Regions from separate parts of the Homo sapiens genome. Here region 2 is linked to region 1. A link is a loop called in an ENCODE intact Hi-C map of the cell type or tissue named here. Cell type or tissue: heart right ventricle. All regions are shown on one strand. Links, peaks and the distances in the headings refer to the core of each region. The heading gives the core; the rest is flanking DNA. Region 1 overlaps AFG2A (AAA ATPase AFG2A). Region 2 overlaps AFG2A (AAA ATPase AFG2A).

Evidence for each region. Hi-C counts contacts between places; a loop is a spot of excess contacts. Peaks named below come from ENCODE experiments on the same cell type or tissue, not always from the same donor. Only the 100,000 strongest peaks of a DNase experiment are listed, where the experiment ranks them.
Region 2: a loop joins it to region 1, with 4 times the contacts of the local background. A loop is called at or near these places in 5 of 110 quality-filtered maps.

Annotation. Positions count from the first base shown.
Region 1 is chr4:123,241,540-123,246,935 of GRCh38, forward strand. The region is part of intron 14 of AFG2A (AAA ATPase AFG2A); the gene reads left to right. Among named protein-coding and RNA genes, the nearest start is that of SPRY1, 150 kb to the right of the region's middle. In heart right ventricle, for the core only: a CTCF peak has its summit at 2,922; a DNase peak (open chromatin) is centred at 2,922; H3K27ac peaks cover 2,164 bases.
Region 2 is chr4:123,129,531-123,134,926 of GRCh38, forward strand. All of the region lies in intron 14 of AFG2A (AAA ATPase AFG2A), which reads left to right. Among named protein-coding and RNA genes, the nearest start is that of AFG2A, 210 kb to the left of the region's middle. In heart right ventricle, for the core only: no CTCF peak of the experiment used is centred there; no DNase peak of the experiment used is centred there.

The sequences.
Region 1 (5,396 bases), core at 236-5,235:
TATCTCAATAGATGCAGAAAAGGCCTTCGAAAAAATTCAACAGCCGTTCATGCTAAAAACTCTCAATAAACTAGGTATTGATGGAAATATCTCAAAATAATAAGAGCTATTTATGACAAACCCACAGCCAATATCATACTGAATGGGCAAAAACTGGAAGCGTTCCCTTTGAAAACCGGCAGAAGACAAGGATGCCCTCTCTCACCACTCCTACTCAACATAGTGTTAGAAGTTCTAGCCTGGGCAGTCAGGCAAGAGAAAGAAACAAAGGTTATTCAATTTAGAAAAGCGGAAGTCAAATTGTCCCTGTCTGCAGATGACATGATTGTATATTTAAAAACCCCATCGTCTCAGCCCAAAATCTCCTTATGCTGATAAGCAACTTCAGCAAAGTCTCAGGATACAAAATCAATGTGCAAAAATCACAAGCATTCCTATACACCAATAACAGACAAACAGCCAAATTGTGAGTGAACTCCCATTCACAATTGCTACAAAGAAAATAAGATACCTAGGAATCCAACTTACAAGGGATGGGAAGGACCTCTTCAAGGAGAACTACAAGCCACTGCTCAACAAAATAAAAGAGGACACAAACAAATGGAAGATGGGAAGAATCAATATTGTGAAAATATCCATACTGCCCAAGGTAATGTACAGATTCAATGCTATCTCCATCAAGCTACCAATGATTTTCTTCACAGAATTGGAAAAAACTACTTTAAAATTCATATGAAACCAAAAAGGAGCCCGCATAGCCAAGACAGTACTAAGCAAAAACAACAAAGCTGGAGGCATCACACTACCTGACTTCAAAGTATACTACAAGGCTATAGTAACCAAAACAGTATGGTACTGGTACCAAAACAGATATGTAGAGAACAGAGGCCTCAGAAATAACACCATGCATCTACAACCATCTGATCTTTGACAAACCTGACAAAAACAAGAAGTGGGGAAAGGATTCCCTATTTAATACATGGTGCTGGGAAAACTGGCTAGCCATATGCAGAAAGCTGAAACTGGATCCCTTCCTTACACCTTATACAAAAATTAATTCAAGATGTATTAAAGACTTAAATGTAAGACCTAAAACCATAAAAACCCTAGAAGAAAACGTAGGCAGTACCATTCAGGACATAGGCCTAGTCAAGGACTTCATGACTGAAACACCGAAAGAAATGGCAACAAAAGCCAAAATTGACAAATGGGATCTAATTAATCTAAAGAGCTTCTGCACAGCGAAAGAAACTACCATCAGAGTGAATAGGCAACCTACAGAAGGGGAGAAAATTTTTGCAATCTACCCATCTGACAAAGGGCTAATATCCAGAATCTACAATGAACTCAAACAAATTTACAAGAAAAAAAACAACCCCATCAAAAAGTGGGCAAAAGGTATGAATAGACATCCCTCAAAAGAAGACATTTATGCAGCCAACAGACACATGAAAAAATGCTCATCATCACTGGCCATCAGAGAAATGCAAATCAAAACCACAATGAGATACCATCTCACACCAGTTAGAATGGTGATCATTAAAAAGTTGGGAAACAACAGATGCTGGAGAGGATGTGGAGAAGTAGGAACGCCTTTACACTGTTGGTGGGAGTGTAAATTAGTTCAATCATTGTGGAAGACAGTGTGGTGATTCCTCAAGGATCTAGAACTAGAAATACCATTTGACCCAGCCATCCCATTACTGGGTATATACCCAAAGGATTATAAATCATGCTGCTATAAAGACACATGCACACGTATGTTTATTGCAGCACTATTCACGATAGTAAAGACTTGGAACCAACCCAAATTTCCATCAGTGATAGACTAGATTAAGAAAATGTGGCACAGATACACCATGGAATACTATGCAGCCATAAAAAAGGATGAGTTCATGTCCTTTGTTGGGACATGGATGAAGCTGGGAACCATCATTCTCAGCAAACTATCAGAAGGACAGAAAACCAAACACCACATGTTCTCACTCATAGGTGGGAATTGAACAATGAGAACACTTGGACGCAGGGCAGGGAACATCACACACTGGGGCCTGTCAGGTGGTGGGGGGCTGGGGGAGGGATAGCATTAGGAGACATACCTAATGTAAATGATGAGTTAATGGGGGAAGCAAACCAACATGGCTCATGTATACCTATGTAATAAACCTGCACGTTGTGCACATGTACCCTGTAATTAAAAAAAAAATTCAGTTACAACCAGGTGTGGTGGTTCACACCTGTAATCTGAGCAGGAGGATCACTTGAGTCCGGAGTTTAGACCAGCCTGGGCACCGTAGGGAGACCCGTCTGTCCAAAAAAATAAAATTTAAATGTTAGCCAGATGTGGTAGCACACACCTGTGGTCCCACCTATTCGGGAGGCTGAGGTGGGAGGACCGCTTGGACCCTGGAGGTCAAGTCTGTAGTGAGCCATGATCGCGCTACTGCAGTCCAGCATGGGCAACAGAGCAAGACCCCATCTCAAATAAATAAATAAAACTCAGTAAGTAATAGAGCCAGAATTTTGAACTATGAATAGGTAAGATTAAAAAAAAAGACATTATTTTGTAATGTCTTGTATTATCAGACAAGGTACCAGAGACAAGGAAAAAGAAAGGTGCACTGAACAGCCAAAGCAGGACTGACGGAACTCAGAAATGGGCTGGGACCAGCCTGGGAGAAAGAAAACGCAAGGCAAAGAAAAGGATAAAACAGCCCTGCTGCACTCTGGTGGGACTGATAAGAAATAGCTTCTGTATCTTGGTATTTTGTACCTTAAAAAAAATTGAGGAGTGGCAGGAATAGAAAACAGAAACAATGTCTCTTTGGGGTGAGAGACAGAAACACGCTGTTCCTCTCAGAGGATGTGGAAACATTGATGACCTCTGCAAGTGCAGGCAGGCAGTATCCACAGCTCTGCATCACCACTCGGCGTCACCACTGTGCAACCCATCAGTCCTGTGGTGCCCGTTCAAGTTACATTGTATAAATCTGTCCTACGGCATCTGTATCCTCACCATCTAATAACTTTAGCACAGAATATTGTTTAAGAATGATGGAGAGGGAAAAGAAGACTTTGAGTCAACAAAACCTTTGTTTGTTTACATTTACCATATCATCCATTCTTTGTAGTATATATCAGAAGACTTTCATTTTAGGTTTTTAAAAATCGTTTATATGTAATGAGTTAAAAACCTTAGTTATCCAGAAACATATTCTGAGCAACATGTTTTTGGTACCACCTGCTGTCTTATATATTTCTTGTCTGCATGCTTCTGTATACCTAGTAGGTGTCTGTAGGCAGATCACCTTACATTGTGATTTCTTTTAAATTGGGAAAAAATATATGTCCTTTGAATATCTTATGGTTCAGCAGGGGCATTAGAAAATATAAACAACTGTTGTGTGATATGTGCAAAAGAAATGTGAACAATGTTTAGGAGTAATATAGAGAAGAAAATGACAGTTTCTTTGTATAGAAATGATTTGAAAGAATAACTAGGATTTTCCTGGAGTACATGGCCTGGGAGTAGACAGGACTGTTCAGATAAAGAGATCACTATTTATAAATTAGAGAGGTGTGAAGAATATGCTCATAGCAATTTTAGGGGAAGTACAAGGAGTTCAGTATTGGTAGAAAGTAAAGGGCCTGGAGGGGTCAAATAACAGGAGACGATGCTGGGAAAAGAAGCAGAGGACAGGCCATTTGTCCCCACTGCCACTACTCCCTTACCCCCATTAAGAACCCATGGGTTTATATATTTTTAAATATCTTAAAATATGTAAATATCTAAGGAAGTTCTTCACTCCTATTCTATCTTATGGAGACCCTTTTTAAAGAGTGAATTTTATAGAGACATAGGAAATGTTAGTTTGCATTGTTTTCACTTTGCCCCTATAGTTTTTTAAAAAGCAGATTCACTTTTTACAAGAGGAAGAATTTGGATTAGTGCTGGATACATACTGTTTTGACTTGTAAAATGACTCTTTAATAGAAATGGACAAAGAAAATATGCTAATAAAATAACTTAAGTATGTGTATGTGTGTGCATGCTAAATTTTTTTTTCTTCTGTTCTCTTCATTTTGTGCTCATCATCAATTGCTGCTATTTACTGTGGTGCATTTTTCCTGAACACCTGCTGTCAAATGCATCAAGTCTTTTCTTGCACAGTGCTACAGGTTTTTGCAGAACTGAGCAAGCCCAACATTAGACAGATAGCCTAAAGACTGATTGATTTATTTGTTTTAATACAAATATACGCTAACATGTTGACATACAGAAATCTGTTTCAAATGAATTATTTTTTAAAGAACAAAGAACTTTATAACCCTAGTACCTAATCCTATGCCTGACACATAGTAGATACTCAGCAAATATCTGTGGGACTGAACTGCTCTGTGAAGCCTAGCTAAGCACTAAAGACTCCCACAACTTTTTCAGCTTTATGGGGAAGTGATTATCTTAAATAGTTTTAATGCAAATTGAATTATTGTTTAAAAAGCATGTCCACCAGTTGAAAAGTCAAGTCATGGAACATTGTTAAGATCCAGGTTTTAATTTAGCAGATATTGTTCTCTTTGCAGAATAATTACGAATCTATTTAAAATAAATGCTTTTTTATCTTTATCTCCCTTTGCACAATGGAGTGGCATTGTCAAAAGGGGAAAGTGTCTAATAATAAGTTGAAAACATTGTGCAGTTATACTTCAAAGACATCTCTTAAATTGTCCTGTTCAGGTTCACTGCCTCTGCTATTATTCATGTTCTAATTTAGGGCCTCGAAATTGTATTAGTTGCCTAACTGGAAGTTGCACTTCGTTCCTGTGCTTCTTCCACACTGCTGCCAGAATCATTTACTTTCTTCAACAGAAAATCAAGCCTGTCTCTTTCCTCATTAAAAACCTGCAATTTGCTACGGACTGTGAGATAAGGACCAAACTCCTTGGCATTACATACCATATGTAATGTAATTATACCTGTGGATTTTTTTTCTCAATCTACCTTCATGTCCCCATGTTTCTAAGCATCCTCTACCAGTGCTTCCCAAAATTTTTCATGACATGTCACACATGGAATAATAACCAGATGATACCACTGTCTGACTGCCTGAAGTCTCTGGCTTCTCTGAGCTTTCTGGCCCTTCTGAGATCTGAAGGAAACAATATCTTAAGCATACCCTCTAATCCATTCCCAGTACAACCACTGGGAAAGTCTGCCCTACATGTGACCACAGTAAACCTTTTCGCCTCCCAGGAATGGTTTGTGCACTGCTTTTCTTCTTTGCTTATAATATTCATTCTGCCTTTTCACAGTTTCTCAATCTGGTAAATTTCCCCTCCTTGTCATTTAAAGCCCGGCTCATTTGGATTTGGGAAATGTTTCTGGAATTTTTTTA
Region 2 (5,396 bases), core at 81-5,080, 110 kb before region 1:
TGCGATTACCTGTTAGCACCATCAGCTGTCATTGTCCACTCCTTCCTCTTTGAAACATTCCTCTTTGTTTTACGTGACACAGTAATACCTAATTTTTCTTCTATTTCTTTGTCCTCCTTGACTCCTTTACATATTTATTCTGGTCTGCCTAGCCACAGAATGTTGCAGTTTGTCAAGGCTGGGCACGGGACCCATCTTCTCTCATCCACATCCATGGCTTCAGTTGTCAGCTGTGATTCAGTGCCTAATTCAGCTCAGATCTTTGCTCTGACCGATTCAACCATCTACTTACATGTCTCAAAGGCACTTGCAGTTCAACATGTTTTTAAATTTTGTTCTAAATTATATATATAATTATATAATCTTAATTTTATGAAGTAAATTCTATTACCATCCTTGATCATACACGTGAGAAACTGAAACACAGATGGTTAAGAAACTTGACCAACATAGCTGGTAACTGTTATGTGAGGTTTTTTGTTGTTGTTTTGTTTTTGAGGTAGGGTCTTACTCTGTTGCCCAGACTGAAGAGCAGTGGTGCAATCATAGCTCATTGCAACCTCAAACTCCTGGGCTCAAACCATCCCCCACCTCAGTCTCCCAAGTAGCAGGGACTATAGGTGCAGGCCACAGTTCCCAGCTAATATATATATATTTTTTAATTTATGTAGATATGAGGTCTCTCTATGTTGCTGAGGCTGGTTTCAAACTCCTGGCCTCAAGCAGTCCTTTCACCTCAGCTTCCCAAAGTACTGAGATGACAGGCGTGAGACACGATGCCAGGTTCAGTTCTGTCAGTTTTGATAAATGCATAGAATTGGGTAACCACCAACACAATCACAATGCAAAACAATTTATTTACTCCAAAAATTTATTCTTGCAGCCACCACTGGTGGGATGTCTTCTTTCCACCACTGACCCCTGGCAACTACTGATCTGTCCTGTAGTTTTGCCCATTTCCCAAATGTCATATAAATGTAATCATGCACATGTCATCTTTGAGTATAACCTCTTTTATTTCACATGTTTTCGAGATTCGTCTGTGTTACTGTATCAGTAGTTTGTTCCTTTTTTATTATTGGGTATTATTCCGCTATATAGATGCACTACAGTTTGTTTATACATAATAAACAATAAAGGACATTTTAGATTGTTTGCAGCTTTTGCTATGAAGAATGTTGCAGTACACATTCACAGACTGGTTTTTATGTGAACAAAACTTCTTATATCTAATATGATTCTAGGAGTGGATTTACTGAATCATAGGGTAATTAACTGTATGCTTAATTTTATATAAACTGCCCTATTACTTTCCAGATTGCCTGAACTATATTCCCACCAACAATATATGAGCATTCCAGGTGCCCTGCATACTTGCTAGTGCTTGTTATTGTCAGTGTTTTTTTTTTCTTTAGTTTTAATCATTCTGTTAGTTATATAGTATTATCTTATTGTGGTTTTAATCTGCATTGCTCTTATTACCAGCAATATCAGGCATCTCTTCATTTGCTTATTTGTAATTTGAACATTTTGTTTTGGTGAAATGTTTTCTTTGGATCAATTTTTACCCTTTCAATGGGTTGTTTTCTTTACGTATTCTGGATCAAAATCCTTTATCGAGCATATTACAAACCTTCTCTTAATCTGTAGCTTGTCTTTTCTTTTTATTAACACTGTAGTTCACAGAGCAAAAAATTTTAGTTTTGAAGAAGTACAATTTCCTTTTTTAAAATCAACTCTTTACTTATGTATAATGTCTCCTATGGGGATTTTTAAAATTATTTTTTTATTGCGGTAAAAAAGCACATAACATAAAAGATACCATCTTAACTGTTTATTTTTCTTTTCTATCTTAGCAGTTTCTAAGTTTACAGTTTAGTAGTATTAAGTATATTCACATTGTTGCACAGCCTCCAAAACTTTTTCATCATGGAAAACAGAAAATCTGTACCCATTAAACAACTCTGCATTACCTCCTCCCCCCAGTCCCTTTCTACTTTGTTTCTATGAATTTGACTGCTCTGGATACCTCATATAAGTGGAATTGTGCAGTATGTGTCTTTTGTAACTGGCTTATTTTAATTTAGCATAACGTCCTCAAGATTATTTTATGTTATATAATGTATCAGAATTTCTTTTTTGAGGCTGAATATTTTATTATATGTATATACCACATCTTGTTATCCATTCATCTGTAGATGGACAGTTAGGTTGTATCCACCTCTTGGCTATTATGAATAGTGGTATTACAAACATGGTGTGTGAATATCTATTTGAGATCTGCTTTCAATTTTTTGATATGTACTCAGAAGTGAAATTGCTAGATCATATAGTATTTCTATTTTTAATGTTTTGAATAACTGCCATACTATTTTCCACAGCAGCTGCACCATTTTATATTCATTCCAATAGTGGGAACAAGGTTTTAAATTTCTGATTCTTTTCTTTTTTCTTTTTTGATAGTATGTATCCTAATGGGTATGAGGCGACATGCATTGTGATTGTGATCTGTACTTCCCTAATGATTAGTGATTTTCACTATATTTTCATGTGCTTCTTGGCCTTTTCCCCCCCAGATTTATTGAAGTATGATTGACAAACAAAAATTGCATATCTTTAGAGTGTACAACATGATGTTTATATACACAGACACATATACATTGTTATTAACTGTAGTCACCACCATGCTCTACATTAGGTCTTTAATACTTATTCATCTTGTGGCTGAGGGTTTGTATCCTTTGACTAATATCGCACTTTTCCCAACCCTTAGGTCCCAACCATTCTATTCTCTGTTAATAGGAGTTCAGCTGTTTTTTAGATTCCACATATAAGTGAGATCATGTAGTACTTGTCCTTCTGTGTTTGGCTTATTTCACTTAGCGTGATGTTTTCAGAGTTCATCCATGTTGTCGCAAATGGCAAGATTTCCTTCTTTTTTATGGCTGAATTATATTTGTGTGTGTGTGTGTGTGTATACATATATGTACATTCACAATAGCCAAGCTATGGAAACAACCAGTGTTCATTGATAGAAGAATGGACGAAGAAAACATGATGTGTGTACATATATATATATATATATGTGCATATATATTTGCATGTGTACACACACATCACATTTTCTTTATTCATTCTCTGTCAATGGACACAGGTTGTTTCCATAGCTTGGCTATTGTGAATAATGCTTCAATGAACATGGAAGTGAAGGCATCTCTTCCGCATCTCTTCCGCATAATGATTTCAATCCTTTTTTTTTTTTTTTTTTGAGACGGAGTCTCGCTCTGTCGCCCAGGCTGAAGTGCAGTGGTGCGATCTTGGCTCACTGCAAGCCCCGCCTCCTGGGTTCACGCCATTCTCCTGCCTCAGCCTCCCCGGTAGCTGGGACTACAGGCGCCCACCACCACGCCCGGCTAATTTTTTGTAGTTTTAGTAGAGACGGGGTTTCACCGTGTTAGCCAGGATGGTCTCGATCTCCTGACCTCATGATCCGCCCGCCTAGGCCTCCCAAAGTGCTGGGATTACAGGCGTGAGCCACTGCGCCCAGCCGATTTCAATCCTTTGTGTATACATTGCCAACCTAAATAGCAGGCAGAGAGGTTCTCCGAAGATAATGGGTTTGTTCGAGACTGCATAGAGGATTTGCAGTTCTGGGATATGCAGCCTATGGGGACCACAGGCATATCCAAAGAGGTTCAGGCAAGGGGATGCTTTTAAAGGTAAAGGAGAAAAGTAGTAGTTTATTTTGAAACAATGACAACATTGGTTACGGGGCTTATCACAGGAGCTGACACCAGTTCTTTAGTGGAAACTGTGTCAGGCAAGTGTTCTTGTGCATCTGGCTAGCTGTCCTTGTGACTCCTGTAACAATCTGCAGTTTAGAACGTTGTGGTTACAGGCATATGTGCCTAAGAGTCCTTCATACAGTGTCTGTTATAGTTCCTATCATAGGCGTGTGCGTGTGTGTGTGTGTGTGTGTGGCCTCCCTTTGTAAACTCCTAGCTTTATTTATATATATTTTTTGTTTGAGTTTGACACAGGTGACTTCATTTTGATTCTGATACCTTTTACAATACCCAGTAGTGGGATTGCTGAATCATATGGTCATTCTGTTTTTACTTCTTTGGGTAACCTAGACATTGTTTTCTTAAATGGCTATACTAATTTACAATATCACTTTATATTGTTTTCTTAAATGGCTTTACTAATTTACAGTGTCACTAACGGTGGATAAGGATTCCCTAGTTTTCACATCCTTGCCAAAACTTACTGTCTTTCATCTTTCTGATGGCCAGTCTGACAGATGTGAGGTGACATCTCATTGTGGTTTTAATTTGCATTTCTCATTATTAGAGATATTGAGCACTTGTATTTGTTGGACTTTTGTGTATCTTTTGAGAAATGTGTATTGAAGTTCTTTCCAGTTTTTAATAGGGTTATGTGTTCTCTTGATATTGAGTAGTTTGAGTTCCTTGTATATTTTAGATATTAGCTCTTTATTAGATGTATGATTTGCATATGTTTCTCCCAATCTGGGGTTTTTCTCTTCACTCTATTGTTTCTTTGGTGTGCAGAAGCTTTTTAGTTTAATGCAGTTCCATTGGTTTATTTTTGCTTTCATTGCCTGTGCTTTTGAGGTTATATCCAAGAAATCTCTGTCTGTGGAGCTTTTTCTCTTAGGTTTTCTTCTAGTAGTTTTATTTTCAGGTCTTCTGCTTAAGTCTTCAATTTATTTTGACTTGATTCATGTATAAGGGGTGAGAAAAGGGTCCATTTTTATTCTATATGTGGATATTCAGTTTGCTCGTCATCACTTATTGTAGAGACTGTCCTTTCCCCATTGTATGTTCTTGGCATCATCATCAAAAATCAATTGACTATAGACATGTGGATTTATTTCTGCTCTCTCTGTCCTATTCCATTCGTTGATGTGTCTGTTTTGATGCTAGGTATGGCTTTGCAGTATATTTTATAATCTGTTTGTGTGATGCTTCCAGCTTTGTTCTTTTTGGTCAAGATTATTTTGACTATTCTGGGCCTTTGTGATTCCATATGAATTTTAGGATTTTTTTTTTTTTTTTTGCAAAGGATCATAAGAAACTACTATGAACAATTATATGTCAACAAATCATGTAACCTAGAAAAATGGATAGAAACATTTAACATAACAAAACTGAATCAAGAGATTGGAAATCTGAACAGACCAATAATTAGTAAGGAGATTGACTCAGTAAGTAGAAGTCTGTCATCAGTGGAAAGCCCAGAACCACATGACTTTATGGCTGAATTCTACCACACGTTTAAAGAAGGGCTAATACTAATCCTCCTCAAACTCTTCTGAAAAATTGAAGAGGAGGGAATACCTCCAGACTCATTTTATGAGGCCAGAATCACCC